2 separate regions of the Mus musculus genome follow, and region 2 is linked to region 1. The links are chromatin contacts, found by Hi-C or POLR2A ChIA-PET in ENCODE. All regions are on one chromosome and are shown on one strand. Each heading gives the region's core, a stretch centred on a gene start or an enhancer-like site at or near the end of the contact. The rest is flanking DNA. Distances are from core to core; before and after follow the strand shown. Region 1 holds the start of Gapvd1 (GTPase activating protein and VPS9 domains 1). Region 2 holds the start of Rabepk (Rab9 effector protein with kelch motifs).

Region 1 (2,751 bases), core at 80-2,579:
CGTCCGGCGCGTCCCTGGCGGCGCTCCCAAGCCATTCGGTCCGCTCCTGGCCTCCCGGGCTCGGCTGCCCACCTGCCCCGGACGCCCACAGAGGCGACCCGCGCTACTGCGCCCCTTCCCGCCCCGTCGCGCTCCCACCCCATCCCCCCCATGCGCCCTGTGTCCCCGCCGCCTCAGGCAGGCTGCCGGAACCCGCACGCCGCCACCCCTCTCGCGGGGCCCGGCCGCGCGGCTTCCCACCCGAGCGACGCCGGGCACGGGGCAGGCCCGGGGCCCGGGGCGGGGCGGCCGTCAGGCGCGGGCTGCGGTGCTAGGCCAGACGGCGGGGCACGCGGTGCGGACCGGCCGGGGACGCGCACTCACCGGTGAGGTCATGCGGAGGACGGCGCCCAGGTCCTCGCTGGACTGCCTCTCGGCCTCGGAGCCGTCGCCCTCGCTGCGAACTGCCACCGCCGCCCAGCCGCCGCCACAGATCGCCAGTCGGTTTCCCTGCCTCCTGCGGCGGCGCTGCCCCCTCAGCAGTGCGCGTGCGCGGCGCCGCGGGGGCCCCTGGGATCGGTGGTCCGGACCACGGCCGCCCTTCCGCTCCCGGTCGCGAACCGCCTTGCCAGGACCTGTACGCCGATCCTCCGCCCTCACGTCTCCGTGTACCTGGTGCTAGAGAAGACGGGTGGAAGAAAAATGACACTCCTCTCTTGCTCGGAACATCATCCAATAGCCAGCCTCTCTCTCTCTCTCTCTCTCTCTCTCTCTCTCTCTCTCTCCTCTCTCTCTCTCTCTCTCTCTCTCTCTCTCTCTCTCTCTCTCTCTCGCTCTTCCCCTTTCACTTAAAAGCTATGCCAATTGGACGGTATCTTCATTTTTAACTTATAAATATAATTTCCCACTTCTCGTTTTGTCGATTTTTATTGTAACTGTGTTATTTAAAAATAACATTACATTAAATAAACTGTAAACTGTGTTACATTAAATAGGCTTAGGTCGGTTTTGTTTTTTCAAAAAAAAAAAAAAAATGAAAGGACGCGTCAAGTTAGCAGAAGTGAACAGTCCCAGAAACCTTAGAGCTAGAACATACCTTAAAGGTCATCGGTGCAGCTCCCACCCAAGCAGGAATGGCCTCCACGTCTCACTTCTGTTTCGGATGTTCCAGTATCAGCTCACTACCTCTCAGGAGTACAGCCTGCTCCTCTCTGTTGCACAGCTCTAAATGTTAGAAAGTTCTGCCTTCTGCTGAGCTGAAATCTGCTTCCCTTGTCTTTCCTCCCTTTGCAGGTAGTTATTCTGCCTGGAAGCAAGGAGAATTGGTTCCCACTTGACAGCCCTTTAAAATATTGAAGACAATGAATATATCCTGCAACACCACGAGTCTCATGCTCCGCCCCCAAGGTGGGGGGAGGGGGAAGTGAAAACTCATCTTCCCAACTATTCAAACATAAATCAGATCCCAGACAGCTTTCCACCCGTCTTCCATACACCTCCTTTAAAAATCATCAGAATTGAACTAGCATGGTAGCTCTCACCTGTAATCTAAAACCTTTGGGAGGCTGAAGCAAATGTCTCAGAATTAGACAAAAGTTTAAACCAGCCTGAGCTACACAGGATGTCTAGACCAGCGGGAGCTATCCTTTGAGACCCTGCCTCAAAAGGAAATTCTTTTGTCACAATTTGCTTCCTATTTGCTACTTTGTTACAATAGCATTGTGGGTATCAAGTAAAATGTCTTTGGTACCATGTTGCCATTCAACAGAGTTCAATTAAAGATTATCAGTCGGGTCTGTTACATTGTACAAAGCACCAACCAGATGAAAAAGCAAGTGGATACAATTTACAATATAAAGTGGAGAGTATCTCCCATAGATTGAGTTTTGTAACAATAAACTAAATTACAAAGTGCTATGAAGAATTACAAAGTGTTATGAGATTCCAGAGAAAGAGACCATATTGAATTAAGAAATCAAGACCTAGGCTGAGTTTTGTGGCCCATGACTTTAATCCCAGCAGTTGGAAGGCAAAATCAGACCAATCTCAGAGTTCCAGGATAACCAGGATTATACAGAGCCCCTGTCTCAAAAGGCCAAAGAAGAAAAGAAAGAAAGGAAAAGAGATTTGGCTGTGACTAGATTCCAAGGTAGATGAGTCAGGATCCCAGCACTCAAGAGGCAAAAACAGGCAGGCGGAGGCAAAAACAGGCAGGCAGATCTCAAGGCTAGCCTAGTCTACAGAGCAAGTTCCAGGACAGTGCTACACAGAGAAATCTTGTTTAAAAAAAAAAAAAAAAAAAAAAAGGAAAAGAAAAAGAAAAAGAAAAAGAAAAAAAATCCAGAAAAAGAGAGGGGGAGGATATAAAATTTGTAGACTGCATAAGGGAAAACCCCCTTGAACAGAAGATTGTGTTCAAAGGCTCCAGAGCTCCAGAGCACAAAATCCACCTGCCTCTGCCTCCCAAGTGCTGGGATTAAAGGCTTGTGCCACCACTGCCCAGCTTGAAGAAAGGCTTTCAAAGACACAAAAGGAAACCTTCAAGTAAAGGCATTTGCCACCAAACCGAACCACCAGAGTTTGACACCAAACACCCCACATAGGGGAGGAAGGATAAATGACTCCTGCAATATTTTCTGACCACCACTGTGGCAAAAACTTGCCCCCCATAAACAAACAAACAAACACACAAATAAATTGTGTGAATGTATAAATGTGTAAATACATAAATGAATATACATAAATAAAAAGAAAGGGAAGGGTTCTAAAGAA
Region 2 (2,751 bases), core at 185-2,684, 45 kb after region 1:
AAACCAAGTTTTCTGGTCTCTATCTTTTTGCTGTTATTTTCGGACAGGATCTCACTCTGTGGCTTTTTGGGGCCTTGCCTGCAATACTGGGCTTTCTGTTGCTCCTCTGACTTTCATAACTTGCACTGCCTCACCCAGTGGGAATTTAATAAAATTAACAAGCATTCTGTGGTAATTACTGCCGCCCCTATCTTTCCTTCCTGTAAATTTTCACACTGCTAGTGGATATTTAAAGCCAGTTTCAAGGAGTTGGCATGGCTCTGTGGTAGAGTGTCTGTTTAGCATGGGCAAAGCTCTGGGTTCAAGTCCCAGAAAATTTCAAAGGTTATTTAAAGAGATTACCCCTTTCCAGTCTCTCAAGTTACTGCTCCTGCCTCAGGGATTAGCAATATACATCACATACACCCTCGGCAGGAAGGCTTAATCAGGACTTGGGTTTAGACCACAATATATATGACTGTATCCATTTAACCACCATATTACAGGAGTCATTCTGAACGTAATTATCTTTTCTTTTAAACTCATTACTCATTTAGAGACACGGTCTTATGTACCTTAGGCTAGCCCCCACTCATTATGTAGCCAAGGATGACCCTGAACTTCTGCTTCTCTTGCTGCCACCTCCCAAAAGCTGGAATTACAGGCAAACACCACCATACCTTTTTATGCCTTCTGGAGATCAAACCCAGGGCTAAGTTCTCGATAGGCAGGCAGTCTACCAATTGAACTACACCCTTACATCCCTGAATGTAACTATCTATTTAAAAGTCTGTAATCGGCCAGGCATGGTGGTGCACTACATGGCACTAGAGAGGCTTGAGGCAGCAGAGGCCAGCTTGAGCTACACAGTGAGACTTGTCTCAAAATAAAAGTAACAGAAAAGTATCGAAACTAGATTCCAAAATGTTAGCATGTCCGGCCTTCTGATTCATTCCGATAACTTACCAATGGACCTGCAGAGTGTAGAAGTGAAGGACAAACGAATGAAGAAAGGGAATTAAAGGAGAGTTGGGCCGATGAGGCCCACAAGCGGGCTAGGCTAATGACCACAGGGTCAGCCCAGAGCTTAGAGGGGCCGGCGTGGCGGGGACTCTCCTAGCCACCTCCTTTGCGTCCCCTCTGCCGGCCACATCTCCGCGCGAAAGAAGTCGGGGTCAGGGAGAAATGGCTGCCAGCTTTCCCCAAAACTGACCGGCCGGAGACCATGGGTACTACCCCTCCCACCCAGTTCAAGCCTACTGCCTTAAGAGACCTCCAGCCCAGCACCTATTACCTGCCGCAGCCCCCGCATGTCCTGGACGTGGCTCCACCCATGGGGCGGAGCTTAGGAGCCCGTCCTCTTCCCCAGTCCCGGAAGCGCGTCCAGGCCAACCGCTCTACGCCTCCGGGTCTCCGGGACTACGCGCCAAACTTAGTCAGGGCCTCCCGGAACTCTGCGTACTGGTTGGCATCCGGTCCATAACTCCAATTTCGGGTCCCGACGGAGTTTGTTACAGCAGTCCTTAGTAGTGACTTCTGAAGGGGAAGGATGGGTTGGAACTCACGTAAGCCAGGCTGACCTTGAATTCTGCTTCAGGCTCCCGAGTGAGATTTCCTGCATGCCATAGGATGCTAGGTTTTGCCTGTGCAGGTTTGAGGTTGGTTCAAACTGTGGATCCTAAAGCGGGTTATTTCCATAATCGCTGTTTGTGGTTACAGCACGTTCCAGACCACAGGCCCTGGGCTTTCCGGGAGCTCACAGGCTGAGCAGAGAGATTAAACACGAAGGACAACTAGGAGGTCCTATTGTAAACGCTGAAGAATAAAAAGTTCATTGACACTGTATGTTCTTGGGGAAAGTTATTAATACTTTTGGTGTCTTCTCTCAGCGACACACAAATTTTAAGATTTCCATAGAGGTTGTAGTCGGGAATTTTTATGGAGGCCCAGAGCTGGTCCTTTGTAAAAGCCGTGATTATTTTTATCTAGACACAAACTACCTCTGTTGACAGCTTCATCTGCATCCTCTCTGATCTATGTCCTAGCTATAGGTGCCCCGTGACTTTCCTAAAACAAAGATAGCTCGCCTATGTGCCTATGTGTGAACAGAGTACCATACTCTGAGCTCACTAACTTCCCTCAGAACTCAAGACAGCCTAGAAACAGAAGTAGTGTGTCTTTAGTGGGAGAGGGAAGACAGACTGGCTTCAAACAAGCTCCCGCACTAAATGGGAAATGTCTGACGAGTCTGCTCCTCTCTGAACCCTAGTTTACTCATAGATAGAATGGGAATAGCAATATCGGAACACAGCTGTCTAGAGAATTTACTAGTGCAAGTAAAAGAAAAACTTGGGTTTTAATTTTGAGACAGGGTCTCATGCAGTCCAGGCTTGCCTCCCATCTCACTGTATACCTGAGGATGGTCTTGAACTCCTGATTCTGCTGCCTCCACCATACAAATGCTGTGATTTACAGAAAAGATTTACAATGCTCCCACTCCAATTTATTTATTTAGTTACTTGAAAATATAACCAAAATTCATGGACAAAGTAAAATTGGGCTACAGCTCTCTTCACAACTTTGCCATTATATTTCCAATACCTGAGTCTTTGTGATTGCCTGTAATTATCAGAAAGCTCCCATAGACTGCCAAAGAATTTAGAGGTATGCACTCACTCTGCTTTCTTTTTTTTTTTTTTTTAAGATTTATTTATTATATGTAAGTACACTGTAGCTGTCTTCAGGCACACCAGAAGAGGGTGTCAGATCTCA

Evidence for each region. Hi-C counts contacts between places; a loop is a spot of excess contacts on that map. ChIA-PET counts read pairs that join two places held with the same protein, here RNA polymerase II (POLR2A).
Region 2: a map of heart shows a loop between it and region 1 (13-fold over the local background). The contact joins the promoter of Rabepk here to the promoter of Gapvd1 in region 1. A Hi-C loop is called at or near these places in 1 of 37 maps with a recorded cell type or tissue (heart). POLR2A ChIA-PET finds 5 or more read pairs at or near these places in 2 of 5 experiments (Patski and embryonic stem cell).

Annotation. Positions count from the first base shown.
Region 1 is chr2:34,753,903-34,756,653 of GRCm38, forward strand. It overlaps Gapvd1 (GTPase activating protein and VPS9 domains 1), which reads right to left and starts at 1,330. Exons shown (of 27, transcript NM_001356441.1): 1 at 1,076-1,330; 2 at 364-657.
Region 2 is chr2:34,798,478-34,801,228 of GRCm38, forward strand. Rabepk (Rab9 effector protein with kelch motifs) reads right to left here and starts at 1,435. Exons shown (of 8, transcript NM_145522.4): 1 at 1,274-1,435. The coding sequence starts at 1,291.